Regions from separate parts of the Mus musculus genome. Here region 1 is linked to region 2. A link is a loop called in an ENCODE intact Hi-C map of the cell type or tissue named here. Cell type or tissue: left cerebral cortex. All regions are shown on one strand.

The links. Peaks named below come from ENCODE experiments on the same cell type or tissue, not always from the same donor. Only the 100,000 strongest peaks of a DNase experiment are listed, where the experiment ranks them.
Region 1: a loop joins it to region 2, with 2.0 times the contacts of the local background. A loop is called at or near these places in 3 of 42 quality-filtered maps.

Annotation. Positions count from the first base shown.
Region 1 is chr1:24,675,486-24,683,485 of GRCm38, forward strand. Lmbrd1 (LMBR1 domain containing 1) reads left to right here and starts at 3,059. Exons shown (of 16, transcript NM_026719.2): 1 at 3,059-3,331. The coding sequence starts at 3,272. In left cerebral cortex, CTCF peaks have their summits at 3,117, 5,534 (motif pointing left) and 6,094 (motif pointing right); DNase peaks (open chromatin) are centred at 2,515, 3,085, 3,581 and 4,063; H3K4me3 peaks cover 2,342 bases; H3K27ac peaks cover 2,281 bases.
Region 2 is chr1:24,464,540-24,472,539 of GRCm38, forward strand. All of the region lies in intron 11 of Col19a1 (collagen, type XIX, alpha 1), which reads right to left. Among named protein-coding and RNA genes, the nearest start is that of Gm26418, 80 kb to the right of the region's middle. In left cerebral cortex, a CTCF peak has its summit at 4,047 (motif pointing right); a DNase peak (open chromatin) is centred at 6,871.

The sequences.
Region 1 (8,000 bases), 210 kb after region 2:
GGCAGAGGCGGAGGCGGAGGCGGAGGCGGAGGCGGAGGCGGAGGCGGAGGCGGAGGCGGAGGCAGGTGGATTTCTGAGTTCGAGGCCAGCCTGGTCTACAGAGTGAGTTCCAGGGCAGCCAGGGCTAAACAGAGAAATCCTGTCTCAAAAAGAAAGGAGGGGGGAGGGGGGAGAGAGAAGCTTCAAACCAGCCTTACTTGCCTAGAATTTCCCATACAGTCAGCTTTACAACCTAATTCAGAGCTTTGAATTTAAATTATGCACTCTTCCATGCTGCTGACTGAGAGAAATGTATGCATATTTGTGTACACAGTTTTGGCAATCCTTTGCTAAAAAAATAACTAACGGATTAGAAGCAATCTCATATGACAGAAATCCATAGTCTGGATCTGAAACATGAGGCAAACACTTGAGTACTGAAGGAGATGGAATCCCCAGAATGCAGTGCTTTGGGGAGGTGGAAAGACCACAGAAAGTGGGTCCTAATGAAAATTAGGCCACCAAAGGCATGACCTTTGAGAGGTGTCTTAGTTAGAGTTTCATTGCTGTGAAGAGATACCGCAGCGACTCTTATAAAAAAAAACACTAAATTGGGGCTGGCTTCCAGTTTCAGAGGTTTAGCCCATTATCATCATGGTGGGAAGCATGGCAGTACGCAGGCAGAGATAATGCTGGAGGAGCTGAGGGTTTTACATCTTGATCCACGCAGGCAGCAAAATGAGACTGGGAGCCCCAGTGGGTGTAGCTTGAGCATAGGAGACCTCAAAGCCCCTCCCCCACACAATACATCACACTTCCTCCAACAAGGCTACACCTACTCCAACAAGGCCACACCTCCTAACAGTGTCACTCCCTATGGGCCCAGCAAGCATTCAAACACATGAGTTTATTGGAGCCATATCTATTTAAACCTGTGGGGAAAGCCTGCAAATGAAAGGGATAGTCTACCATGTCGGGTCGGGATAGCTCCTCTGATCTCCACACAAAATGGAAGACTTCCTTCACCAGCAAGGCTTCCCTTTCTGGAACCTTGTCTGAGGAATCCAGTTTCTCTCATCTTCTACCTCTCTCTCTCTCTCTCTCTCTCTCTCTCTTTCTCTCTGCTCATATATAGTCCTTCTCTGCCCTGAATAAAGTGTACGCATACAAGCCCTCCCTGAAGAAAGGTATGTACACAAGCTAAGATGGTCTAAGAGAGCTATTCATCAAAATCCTTGGAGAAGGCCTTCTCCCTGGCACCTGCTCACACTAGACTGGAGTCCTGTAGACCCCACTGGTTCCGAATGCTGCTTCATCCTTCAAACCTGGTGTGTATCAGCTGTGTCTGGATACTTTAGAGAGGAAACAGAGGAGGTAGAACTACAAAACCACCACAAGTGGACTCAGTCGCTTCCTCTATTTTTGTTCTTCAGCTGCCATGAGGTAAAGTTTTTCTCTACCACACAGTCTTACATAATATACCATGTAAGACACCATGAGTCAAAGCAATAGATTGGATAACCATGGGTTCTAACCTCTGAAATCATAAACCATAATAAGACTTATAAATTGATTATCTCAAGTACTTTCACTTAGTGATGGACAACTGCCTAATGGAAGAGGTCTCAAGGAACCTATTTGAAAATGGACATAATACTACGATATAGAGAAAGGTGTTGTCTGATTCATACCAATGTGGAATGGGATCTGAATCCTATGGAAATATGCAAAAGTAAGTTATTTGTTCCATGGCAGAATTAGGGAAATGCAGCTTCAGGAGGAACAGCTTGTGCTCACAAAATTACTGATTATGTGATCGTTTTCAAAGAGGATTTGGGCCATTGAAGACAACAGGGATGACTGGTCTCAGGTGGTTTTTGATATCTCCTCTAACCAGCAAGCCTACTACAGAAGGGTTAAAAGGCATTGGCTCAAGAAGTAAAGCACAAGCATGACTTGTTGGTGATGCACTTGGGGACACACATGAGATCTCAGAGACGGACACACACTTCCACCAGAGAGTTTCTGATGGGACCGGTTCATATAAAACACATTCTGTTTCCACTTTCTTCTCATTTCGACACTTCTACCCAACCCTTAACTACTGCAGACTTCCAGTCAGAAATAAGACCAAGGTGAGTAATAATATCACAGCAGAATAAACTATAGCGACGATGGAGTTCATCCATAAACTGTTTTGACTGCATCCTAAGTGTCTTAGTGTCCTAAGGATGGAAGTGTTTATTGGGTTCACAGTGCAAGGTTTCAGCGCATTGTTGTGGTGATGTTATAGACAGCAGGAACTAGAGGTGGCTACTCACATCCAAGGTCAAGCGCACACAGCAATGAGTTATGCACGCATGCTAAGTAAGTCTTCAGTTCTGGTCCAGGGATGTGGAAATGTTACCACCCACATTCAGGGTGGGGCTTCTCACCTCAGCCCAATTAAAGGAAAAAATCCCTCACAAGCCCACAGGACAATGTATTCGAGACAATTTGTCACTGAGTCTTCCGAGATGGTTCTGCATTGTATCAAGCCCACAGACAAACGTCCACAATCAAAACTAAATATCACGCCGGGGTTTGTTTATTCAATTTAAATACACACTAATACACCACGGGACCCAGGCAAGCATCCCAGGTTTTCCCTCAGCTTCACATAAGATTTACAACAATCTCTGTTTTGTTCACTTGAGCATATTATTAGCACCTACAGTTCATAGACTCGGACATTTTAATTGTATGAAACCATCATGGAAATTCACAGGTACGCGCAGATGGAAAAAACAAAACAAAACGAAACATCACGTGGTAGCACAGTGCCGTCAAGCAATGACGTGACCTGGTCATCAGCAAATTATAAAGTCATCTGGGCAGATGACATTCTTTTATTCTGAGTCATTCCTGCACCAGGATGACTTCTGATTGCATAATGGGATCAAAACCTTGTTTTTGGAAGCAATGAAAACCCGTAATGTCACTCTACATTCAGAGGCACAGACACAGCCCTGCCTCCGTAAAGCTCCTAGAGTGCCAGCAAGATCAAGTGGCACGCAGGCCGCGCGTGGGCGGGCAGCGTGGTGACGTCACGGTGCGTCGGGTGCGCCCCGCCTCGGCTCGGCTGGTCGCCAGGGGACGCTCGCGGGCCGGGTCTCCTTGGCAACCCTCCGCTCTGCCCCTCCGCCCCTTTAACCTTTAGGCTGCGCAGTTCCGGGTCCCTCTTCGTTCCGTCCCGTCCCGTCCCGTGCCTTCCCTCCCCACCCCTTTGGGCTTATCCGGACCGGAAGCGAAGATGGCGGCGGCGGCGGCCGAGCTGGTGATCGGCTGGTGCATCTTCGGCCTCTTGCTCCTGGTAGGGGAGGCGCTCCGAGTTCTCCCAGGGTGAGGGGGTGGGAGGAGGAGGAGGGCGGGCCAGCGCTGGCCTCGCCTGTCGGGGACCCTCCTCGCCCGCCCTGCTCTCTGCTGGGTCCGCGAGGGTCTCCGGAGGAAGGCGAAGAGGCGCTGATCCTCCGCGGTCTCCTTCCTAACTTCAGCCAGCTTCTGTCTCTTGTCTGAGAATGTAGCTGGCGGGTGAGTTTGGGGACGAGCGACCCTCGGGGTGGAGAAAGGCGTGATCACGGCTTGAATTGGAGTCCTCACCGCCTCTGGGCCAGGCTTCTGGGCTCTGACAGAATCAATTGTTTATTTGTTTAAATGCCTCCTTCCCCCCCCGCCCCCCCTTGTTTCCCCGCGCCCATTGTGCGATTCTGCCTTGATGACGTGAGTGTCACGTTCTAGGTATTACATTCCACTTAGAACGCTGTAGAGCCGCTTGGCCAGGCGGGAGGTTATTACCTGTCTGACCTCAGGTGCCTTCTTTTCCAGACTTCTCTGATCATTGGGTGCACAAAACCCAACTGTAGTGACTCAGAGTGACCTGGTTGTTACTTTCTGACTTCGTTTAGTTTGCTTCTCTTATGACATTTCATATTGTCAAATCCTTCCCCACTCTACAAAGACTTCAGTCCTATGGTCAGTTAGTGTTTGCATTTTGAAACTCGTCCGATGTGTTTCAGATTCCCTATACTGACCCTTGGGTAGTTTGTTCAGGTAGTCAAGTTTTTCAGTTTTTCATCAGGTAGCGCGCGCACGCGCGCACACACACACACACACAGAGATACAGACACACACACAGACACACACACGCACACGACACTTGCCTTGCATGTTCAGGAACCCTAAATTCAGTCTTAGTACTGGCATGCTCCCTTCACTTTAACAAATCCCATTGCCCTGGGCCATGCTTAGCTTGTGTCCTGGAGGGAGGCTATCTAGCCCTGTACTAGGAGAGAATTCACTGGCTTTCCCAGCCCATATGTTTAGTGAAAAATAAGCATGTTACCAGCAGGAACGTAGAGTTGGAGTATCTTGATTAATGAAAAAGCATTTAAAGCACAGTAGTTTTACTGTGGATACAGTAGTTTTATCTAGGAGGATACAAACAAAATAATAAGTGGCTTTTTAAGAGGGGGCTGATCATAAGTTAGGAAATAGAGATCTTAAGCATTGAAAGAGAAAATATGATTTTATAAGGGAAATAGGACTTGGGAGAGGATACTGTTGGAAGAAAGTGCCAGTGGAAAAGTAGCCTTTGGATAGTTTGTGGCCTTGAATCAGGAACAACCCGGCAGTAGAGAAGTACTGTTGCGAGGTGCAAAATGTGATTTACTAAAAATTAAACGGACAGTGGTGGCACACGCCTTTAATCCCAGCACTTGGGAGTCAGAGGCAGGTGGATTTCTGAGTTCAAGGCCAGCCTGGTCTACAGAGTGAGTTCCAGGACAGCCACAGATACACAGAGAAACTCTGTCTCAAAAAACAAACAAAACAAAAAACAACAACAAAAACCCCCAAACAAACAAAAATTACTGTCAGTCTGTTTAGTGCTTGGCTTATTAGAAAGGAGCTGTATTCATGTCTGCTTTTCGTTCTGTCTTCAAGAAAGTTATTTTGGTTGAAGTGTGTGTACAAAACCTAGTCAGAAGTAGAGGACTGTTTTGGTAGCTGGAGATGTTCTTTGTGATTGCACCAAAAGCTAGCACATACCAGTTTCTTCAGGTTCTGTGGCAGTGTGCAATCTAAAACCGAGAGCGTTGTCTTCCCTTACGTTCAAGGCCATGAGTCCGACTAAGTGCTGAGGGGAGCTTTTGCCCATTCCTGGCTCTGTTTTGTGATCTCTGTTTGCTACTTAGGAGCTAGTGGTAACTCGCAGTTCATCTCCTAAATATGGATATACTGAATTAGGCAGCATCATATATTACACTTATTAAACACAGATCTGGTCAGAAATGTCCTGAGAAGTCCTAAGTATTGAAAAGTTGTCAAGCTCACACTACTGTGTTCAAGCTTTCCAAGTTTCTAAATGTCACTCAAAAGCTTGAGGTTTTAAATTACACTTTAGGGCTGGAGAGATGGCTCAGCAGTTAAGAGCGCTGACTGCTCTTCCAGAGGTCCTGAGTTCAATTCCCAGCAACCACATGGTGGCTCACAACCATCTGTAATGAGGACCCGATGCCCTCTTCTGGTGTCTCTGAGGACAGCGATAGTGTGCTCACATACATGAAATAAATAAATCAATCTTTAAAAAATATATGTTAAATTACACTTTATTCATTTGTATGGTTTGTATGTGTGTTGTTCCTGGGGCTGGGGTGGAGTCAGTGCAGGTGTGTGTGTGCATGTGTTCATGCATGAGAGAGTGCACCGCAATGTGTGGGTGGAGGCCAGAGGACAACTTCCTTCTATTTATGGGTCTTGGGAACAAGCTCAGCTCTGACACCAACATCTATGCTGGTTAAACCCTCTGTAGGTTTTGTAAGTGATATTTCATTTTTGTTCATTTGAGAAGTACCACTAAAAACCAAAGTCTAAGTCACTTTAGTTTCAGTTGTTTTTTCAAATAAAGAATGCTGTTGTGTCAGGAAGATTGGCTTTCAGCTCTAAGAGTTTTAAGGAACCTTGTCTGGTAACCACCATCATACTTTGCTATAGAGTGGGACATTATACGTCCTTTTTTATTTTATTTTTTTAAGATTTATTTATTTATTATATGTAAGTGCACTGTAGCTGTCTTCAGATGTACCAGAAGAGGGCGTCAGATCTCATTACAGGTGGCTGTGAACCACCATGTGATTGCTGGGATTTCAACTCAGGACCTCTGGAAGAGTAGTTAGTGCTCTTAACCTCTGAGCCATCTCTCCAGCCCCTATACGTCCTTTTTTATCTTACCGAACAGAGGTCAAAACTTACAGGTTGAAATTTAATAAAATGAATTTTTATTGTTTCATCAAACAAAGTAATAAGTAGTTGTGTTGTTGTATTTGTGTGTAGTGGTGAAGAATGCAAAAGCAAGGACAGTTAGGGTCTTGTTTCATGATAATATGCCAGCAGTCCCCACGAAATCCCCTTTAAATCATGTGCCCAAATGTCAGAATTGCTTTTTAAAATGTATGTCTTAGTTAGGGTTTCTATTGCTGTGATGAAATACCATGCCCAAAAGGCAACTTGAGGAGGAAAGGGTTTATTTAGCTTACATTTCTACAGCACTGTTCGTCATTGAAAGAAGTCAGGACAGGAACTCAAGCAGGGCAGGAAGCTGGAGGCAGAGACTGATGCAGAGGCCATGGAGGGGTGCTGCTTTCTAGCTTGTCCTCACAGCTTGTTCCTCTTGTCTTGCTCAGCCTACTTATGAAACTAAAGTCCACCACCCGAGGGATGGCCCCACCCAAGATGAGCCGGGCCCTCCCACATTGATCACTAATTAAGAAAATGCCTTACAGCTGGATCTGATGGAGGCATAATTTGTATGTCAAGTTGACATAAACTTAGCCAGAACAGTGGCAAATAACATATTATTATGAGAATAGTTTTCAATTTTTGAATATCCAAAAATTGTCCTAGAAACACATAGTGTCTGGGGACTTTATACTTTGAAAACAAATGCCAGTAGTGTATGAAAAGATTCAGAAATAATTGTTCCCTCTTTTTTTCCTTTTGATTATGATCTTGGACTAAGAATCGGGCTTTAGTGTCCTGTGCCACACACAGAATAATCACAGTTGATGCCTTATGCTCTTAATCTGTTGTCTGTGTTAACCGTGAGCACCCCGACCCTCAGGAAGTTCATCACTCCACCTTTCGCGTGCGCTTCCCACGACTTCAGAGGCAAGTCTCTATCTGCAAATCAGATTTATTCATGTTCTTTATAGGGAGGGCACTGCTTATGGATCTGTTAGAGCTCCACAGTCTATGGCCTCACCCCATCCCACCCAAGCAGTCTGCCATTTCACAAGCTCCCTGGAAACCACTCTGCATCTTAGTTTGACAAAACACTTTAGGATTCTTTTCTATGCCCCATTGGTCTGACCTTGGCCACTCATTAAAACCACCTAGGGAGGTATTAACATTCCAAATGGCCAGAACCGTTAAGTCCAAATTTCGAAGAATTGGAGAGCTATATTAAAAATCTTTCCTTGATTTTTAATAATAAATAGCTTTTTAAAAGAAAATGAACTGCTCTGAGGTGTCACTTTGTAGCTAGTAACTATTTGTTAGTGGCTAATTTAACAGTGCTGTTTGTTAAGCAGTTACCACCCCTAAGCAATGTACTACGCAACAGCTTAGTTAATCTTGAAAACCCATTAGGCGAGTTCTCTATTCTCGTCTCGTCTTTTATTCCCCCTCTCCCCCCAGACAGGCTTTCTCTGTGTAGCCCTGGCTGTCCTGGAACTCACTCTGTAGACCAGGCTGGCCTTGACCTCAGAAATCCGCCTGCCTCTGCCTCCCAAGTGCTGGGACTAAAGGCGTGCGTCACCACCACCCAGTTTATGTTTTATTCTTGTTGGGACGGTTGGCTCATTTGATACAGTTACTGTTGTCATCTGTTTCATAATCCAAAGGTGAAATTTGGGGTTCTTTTAAAGTAGTAAAAGTTGAAACCTCTTGGTGGTCGATTCTGCCGGGCTTCTCTTGTAACTTGTCTA
Region 2 (8,000 bases):
AGCCAAATAAACCCTTTCCTCCCCAACTGCTTCTTGGTCATGATGTTTATGCAGGAATAGAAACCCTGACTAAGACAGTTACCATCACAAGACCAAGTCAGTCAAAACCCTGGCATAGATGGTAGCGATACATTATAGGCTCTACCCGTTAATAATGGGCTTCTGGCAGAGGACATATGTTCTTATTAAGTCACAATTGTTCAAGATGAACATTAATATCATGGTGGATGATACATAACAATAGTGACATATTTTTTGCTCAATTTCTGTCTGAAAGATGGATATATTTATTAGTATATCATGCAAACCTAACAATTGAATTTCTTTTAAAAATGCTAGTCTGTTTATCCATTTACTAATTATCTGCACATCAGCCTTCAACAGGTCTTGAGAATAAGAGTGGGGGAAAAAAACAAAGTAAAATGATTAAAATGATAATTGATGCATTTTTGTGGCTATTAGTGTTTCTCCTCAGGTCATACTTCAGTATTTTGTATAGAGTGTGTTGTGTATAGAATGTGTGTTGAGTGTAGAGAGTGTGTAAATATAGTATGTGTGTGTGTGTTTAGTGTGTGTGAGTATGTGATATAGAATGTGTTGTGTATGTAGTGTATGTTGTGTATGTGTAAGGTATGAACAGGCTGTACTATATCTGCATTGCATCACTAAGGTGATTTTTTCACCTATATCTTTGCAATTTTTTTGATGAGCATTGTTATTTCTCTTGCAAAAATATTAAATTAATGGGGGCTGGAGAGATGGCTCAGCGGTTAAGAACACTCACTGCTCTTCTAGAGGTTCTAGTTCAATTCCCAGCAACCACATGGTGGCTCACAACCATCTGTACTGGAATTGATGCCTTCTTCTGGTACTCATATACCTAAAATAAATAAATCTTAAAAAATATTAATCACCCAATTTTAAGAAATTAGAACATTTTAAAGAGTGAAATACTCTATAAACAGAAATACATATGTGTAGTTCTAATGATCTAAGATTATTGGCATCTAATAAAATGAAGTATAAATAACGCACAGGTAAAATAAAACGAACAAATTCAATTTTCATAGCATGTAGAGACTAGAAATGCAGTGAGGACTTTAAGCTTAAAATATCAGGTGAATAGTTACTCCAGAGTCTCAGGAGATTAATCTCTTTTTTAAAAGTTAAAAATTGATTCTCTATCCAATGAGATGGCTCAGTAGGTAAGGGCACTTGCCACTATGGTGTGGGACCTGAGATCAATAACTTCATCCCACATAGTGGAGGGAGAGAATTGATCTCCTGAGCTGTCCTCTGATCCCCCCCTTGTATGAAACAGTATGCAGGCCTTCTCTACCTCCACGCTCCAAATCCAAAACAAAGCAAAGCAAAGCAAAACAAAACAAAACAAAACAAAAAAACCATGAAGGAACCTAATTTTAAGAATCATCTTCTAATTGTCCTAGACACATTTCAAGGGATATCATTTCACTGAGCTCCACGAATTGTCTGTCATGACAGAACATTCACCCGGAAAGTGATGGTCTAGACAGAGAATACTACCCATGACAGAAAGCTTAGGAGTTGTGTGTCTAGCACCATAGGCTGTGGCTAATGGAGTGTGCAAAGGGACCTTAAAAATCTTCAGACTCTAATGACAAGCGTCCTATTAACGAGGCTGAAGAGATGAGTTGTCAGTTAAGAACCCTGGCTGCTCTTCCAAGGACTCAGCTTCATTTCCTTGTATGCACATGGAAACTCAAATCTGTCTGTAATTCTAGTCCCAGGGCATCTGACATTCTCTTCTGGCTTCCAAAGGTACCAGGCCCATGTGTATATTACCCTGGCATACATTCAGCAAAAGACCCACATACATACAAATAAATTCTAAAAAACAGTCCCATCGACAGAGAAGAAAATATTTATCTATTTAGAAAAAGGGTTGCCTATAAGGTGGATAACAGTTATTTATAAAAGTGGAGTGAAATTTTTGGCATAGGAAGACAAATAGAATTTCACAGATACTATCATCAATATTTAAAATGTATTTGATCACAAACATAATCTCAAGTTTGAAATAACTCTGGGGCCAGTGATTCAGTTCTATTGCACATCATATGCCTAGAGTAACTTGTGTGAAATCTGGGGTTCAGCTTTGAGCACCTCAAAATAGAGTTAAAATTGTACATTCTTACAGGACATTAGAAAAGTTGGCACTGGCTGAAAGAAGGGCAAAGAGAGATAAGCCTTTGTGATGATGTAATGATGATGAGGGTGGTGATGGTGATGGTGAGGGTGAGGATGATAGTGATGGTGACATGATGATGAGCATGGTGGTGGTGAGGATGGTGATGGAGAGGATGGTGATGGTGAAGATGGTGGTAGTAATGCTGCTGATGCTGAGGTGGTGACTGTGATGCTGCCGTGAACAGAGCTGATAGTCTGTTGAAGTTAATCCTGTAGGGTAAGAGGGTGCGTTGTAACAGAAAGCCAGAGAAGCAGCACACCACTTCAAAGTGATCTTGAGTTAATTAAAAAAAAAATAAGAATAATCTACTATAAGCACCAACATTTTACATAGGAGTAAACCAAAGGCAAGAGATATTAGGTCATATGCTCAAGGTCCCTAATTCAACTCAGTCACCCTGATTTAAAGCCAGCATTCTAAACATATTAAATTTATTTGTTTCAAAACATAAAATCATTATGAAGCCAAGATGCAGAGCATCTGGATCTCTTCAAAGAAAGAGGCAAAGTTACTTAAAATGTTCACAGTGTGGGTCCCAGAAGGCACACAGGGGCTGGAGCAACAGCTTGGTGGTCCAGAGAGCTGGCTGCTCTTCCAGAATGCTGAGTTTCGTGCCCAGCACTGAGACACTGGATACCTCATGGTTGCCTGTAACACCAGCTCTTAGGGGGTATGATTGCTTTGGTCTTCATGGGCAAACACATGCTCACATATACATGTGCTCATGTGTGTGTGTGCATGTGTGTGTACACACACACTCATCTCCCCACACACTAAATGTATAAACAAATATTTTTTTAAAAAGCCAGATAGGCTGGTCAGGGTTTTTACTGAAGGGTGTGCAACTGTCGGAGTCTTCATGGTACACAGTAAAGGTCCATTCACTCTTTACCAACATACATATCTATCTGTCATTTGGGTCGTCTAACCTCAGAACTCTGGTCAGCTCTCCACTGTAGGGTGTCCCCTACACTGCTGGGTGTTTAGCATCATCCCGGGCCACTTTTCACTGTAGGCCAGAAGCCAGCCATGTCTCCTTGATAACAGCAAATAAGAATATTTACAGACATTTCTAAATATCCCCTAGAGGGTAACACTGCTTCCAATGAAGAAAACCATTGATAAATTTATTGCATATATGGTATATCTATGTAATAGACTCATGACATGAAACATTTCAGTGACCAAAACTATGTTGTAATAAAAGAATGCAAAGAAGGGATGAAATGTGCAGTCTGGCACTTAATTCTGGGCTGATCAAATAATACTTGTAAGTGTTATAGGATGAAAAGAATGGGTAGCCGAATGCAGCCAGGGCTCTGAGCAGAGAGTGTATCCCCAGGCATGGAACAAGCTATCCATAAGAGAAAACGTAGTGTGTTTGATAAACTATTAACAGACTAATAAGATTAATATAATCTAAATTGAGAATACATTTAAAAATATTATTTGGTGGTAGATTGATTAAAATAATTAACAGGGAGAATTTTCATTGTTCATTAGAAAGAGAAGTATATACTAACTAGCAGTCAGGCTAAGTATGTAGGGGAAAAACACCAAAGAAGTGCATAGATGTTAGATGACGAGCTTGTTTTAAGTGGAATCAACTGGTCAGGTCCTATGCAGGAAGCAGATGATCTCGATGGCTTCTCTGTTTTAAATTCTATCATTGTTTGCAGAAAAATGAAGTGGTGGGTTTTAAATCCAGACAAGAAAAAAAAACATACATTCATGTGTTGCATATTTAGTACATCTCAAACAAAAGAAAGTTGAAAATAGTAAGCAACAGCTGCCTCTTTCTCTCCACTGGAGGGAAGTGAGCAGGAACAAAACCGTAGCATTCTAAGTTTCCTCTTGAATTTAAGAAGCGCTCTACTCACTTTGACATCAGAGGAAGTTAGCAAACAGGAGGAGCAGAGGTTGTTTCTTTGTATTTGACTCGGTTTTAAACGATGAAATATTTTTTTAGAAGACATAGAATGTCTAAAATTTTCTTTAAAAATATAAACCCGGAAAGTTAGACCCATGGGAACCCAAAATCAATTCTAACCAAAAGAATTCTAGTCAATTCTAATCAAATTACGAGGACACGTGGGAGTTAATTCTCACCGATGACTTCCCTACTGTCTGTTCTTTCATAAAACTAATGTTAAGGTTAGATCATGTAGTTGAGTAGCCAAGTCCTTTCTACAGTGTATTAATTAACCCTGAAACGTATGTAAAACAGTGAGCTATTAACATTAGTGCTGTACATTTCTATATATATCATCAGGAACGTAACAGCACATATTTCCCCTACCAGGATCTGTGCTTTACGCAGGACGGATTATTTTTTTAATGTGTCTGTGCATATGAGAGCAGGTGCCGGCAGAGAGGCCTGAGATGTCGGTCCTCACAGGGCAGGAATTATAGGTAGCTGCGAATCACTCAACACAGGGGCTGGGAACCAAACTTTGGCCCTCTGCAAAAATATGCTCTATTGCAGCTGGAATGAGAATGGCCCCCAGCAGCTCATGAATCAAATGCTTGGACCCCAGTTGGTGGAATGGTTTGGGAAGATTAGCAGGTGGGACATTGATGGAGGAGGTGTATCACTGAGGGGGAGGGGAGATTTCAAAAGATTCCCAGTGTGTCTCTCACTGACTCCTACCTGAGGGGATAGGGATGTGAGCTTTCAGCTGTTCCTGCCGCCATGGCTTTGCTGTGCCATCATGGACTCTAATTCTCTGAAATATAAGCCCTAATTGGGCTAAAGCCCTAATTGCTTTCTTTGTAAGTTATCTTGGCCATGGCGCTTTCACGATAGAAAAGTAAACACACATATGTCCTTAACCATTGACCCATTTCTCCAGCTCCACAAGCACGGCATTCAGTTCTCCCAGAAACCACAAGTGGTTATTATTTTCACCCCTACTTCCTGGTATAGGTCAGAGACTCTAAGTAACTTCCATGCTCAAAGAACTTCCACTATTGCAAATTACTTGTTCAGTAAAAGTACAAACTCATCGGAATGTAAGTTCCCGTTGCCCACAGGCCTAGGGCTTTCATTGATTTTTGGCTGCAGCTGATGGGCAGCTCTTATAAAGTTGTGTGTGCTGCCAATGTGCTTTTCTAACTCTACCCTTGCCGCTTTCCTTGGTTTCCTTTCTCTGGAATTGTTCTGAAGCCAATAAATTAATTTGACCCTGGCAAGACAGAATAGAGGGGTGAGAGGAACTGATGCTCTGAGTATCAACGGTGAGGAGAGTTTGTCCATTAGCATGTCATCTTTGACAGAGGGACAGTTCCACACCTCCGTCTTCTGCTTTCCTGAGGCGACCTTGGCAGCATTTGCCCAGGTGCCCTCAATAAGAGGCAGCTCACCAACAGCCTTCCTGCAGTCCTACTTCTTGAGATGTCTCCTATTCTATAATCAAAGAATAAAACTTTCAAGAGACATGTTCAGTGGGGTTCTTCAAAAATATTTCTAAGACAAAATGTAAGGTCTATTATTTGAAACACAAAAAATGCATGTCTAGCAAAAATTTATCTCTAGTCACTGGCATTCAAAACAGACTGGAGTGGTGGTCTAGGCCTTTCATCCTAGTGCTTGAAAGGCAGAGGCAGGCATACCTCTGTGAGCCTAGCCTGATTTACAAACTTGAGTTGAAAGCCAGCCAGCCAGCCAGCAACAACAAGTGACAACAGCGATAGATCTAGAAAGATCTGTGATAATTTGCTGACTCAAACAGTAGACAGTTCCATTTAAGAAACAGTTTAACCTAGAGCCTATTATTGTTTCCAGAGTCATAGCTAGCAGTTAACTCTGCTAATTTCTGCAGGAGGAAAACTGCCCAGTGGACATTTATACGAGCACTGCAAAATTCAAGACTCTCTTAGAATCAGCCTTTGGGAACGATACATCTAGGCGATGGTCATTCATGCTCAGTAAAACCGTCTCAGAATTTCCAGGCTCCTGAAACCCGAATATTTGGAATAGAGACAAAAGAGGCATTTTCAGAATTGTTCCCATAACTCCTCATGGTGACAGGCTGCAGTTAACCAGTGCACCATGGGAAACATGATAGCGCAGGACATTAGCAAACTCCACATTACAGCCTACCCCTTCCAATCACTTACAACTGCAGTTTCTAGGTGATAAATGGCAAATTGTAAGAAGCAAGTCCTCTAAAAATGAGAGAGCAAGACAACAGAAATAGAAAAACAGAGAAACAGAAAGGGGGTGGGGGAGGGGTGACTGGTTTTTATAGGTGGAGACAGCATAGCCATAAATCCTAGCTAGTGGAATAGAACGAGAGAGTGGTGCTTTGGGGGAAAGCCAGGTCCAAAGGGATGTCTACGGGAGGAGATAGATGATGGGCAAAAACAAGACATCAAATGAAACATTAAAGGCCCATTCTACAAAGCTACTAATGTGGACTGACTCAGCTCTCAGATGTACACAAGGGCAGACACACAGAGTAGGTCTCCCACAAACAACTCTTTGATGAAGATCACAGAGAATCCCGAGGGAAACGGTGGAATTTGAAATGACAGTGTCAGGCTGACTCAGGCCTGGTGCCACATGCAGAGTAAATTCCCCAAACTGCTAAATCATCTGTGTAATGGTCCGACCATTGCCAAATTACAGCGATGTCAGCAATAATATTTCAGACCATTTCCAAAATTCCCCATTTCATTTTATTTTGCTGATGCGGAAAGGAAATGAAACTCAATACACATTTGAGAGAAGCAATTCGGTCTTCTGCAGCTGCTGCCTGGTGTCTGGACAGAATGACAGATCCAGGGAATTCTACATAATCATCCTGGGCCAATTTCAACTGGGTCCAGGAGCCATTGCTCTCCTCTCTGTCCCTAACTCATTTCTTGTCTAACTAGGATGAGTGCATTACAGATTTTTTTTTAAATTTTCTGTTTTGGGAATGAAAGTTTCTAAAACATTCATTTTCTAATACATCTTTAAAATGAATTGCCACTCTCTTAGAATTAACTAGATGCTGAGCATAAAGAATTTTATGATAGAAAAAAAATATGACTTTTTTTCCTGAGCTGTAGTTTCTTTATCTGTAAACTTGAGCTAAGGGTATTACCTAGCTATTATTTTGAGCTAACCTCCTGGGAAAGGTATTTATGAACTGACCATACATTTTTTTGTCAAAACAGAAGCATCCATTACTATAAGTTCATGATATTGAAAACCTTGCTATGATCTGTGTAATTCTTTCCTCTGGATTGAAACATTCCTTCAAGAACGAGGAGGAAAGTTCATTCAGACTCAAAAAGCTAACAAAATTTATAAGGCTCAGGAAGCCCAGAAAGCTACAGGGACTCAAAGCTGCTCCCTAAGCTTATTTGAACAACAGCTGAAGATCGAAAGACCCTTCACTGGGAAGCTTTCTCGCGTCTTCTCCCACGCTGGTGTAAGCTTTCTGTCTTTGAGTTACCCATGGTCCTATAAGGAACCCCCCAAAATCCATTGGTTCTCCAAGCTAGATTTGTACGGAATCATTTCCTTGTTCTATGATCTGTTCCATCCCCAGACGCACACACACTTGCTCAGGTCGTCTAGAAAAGCCACATAGGAAAATGAGATGGTGTCCTAATCACAGAAAAATGTGCTCTTGGTATGTCAAGAGTAAGATGATACTTTAATAGCTAATTATTCAATCATGTAGGAAAAGGTGAATACTTTTCCTATACTACCTCTGACTAGTTCATCTGTTCTTCTACATTTACACTTTCTAATTGGTTTCTAAGTACAATGTTTTAA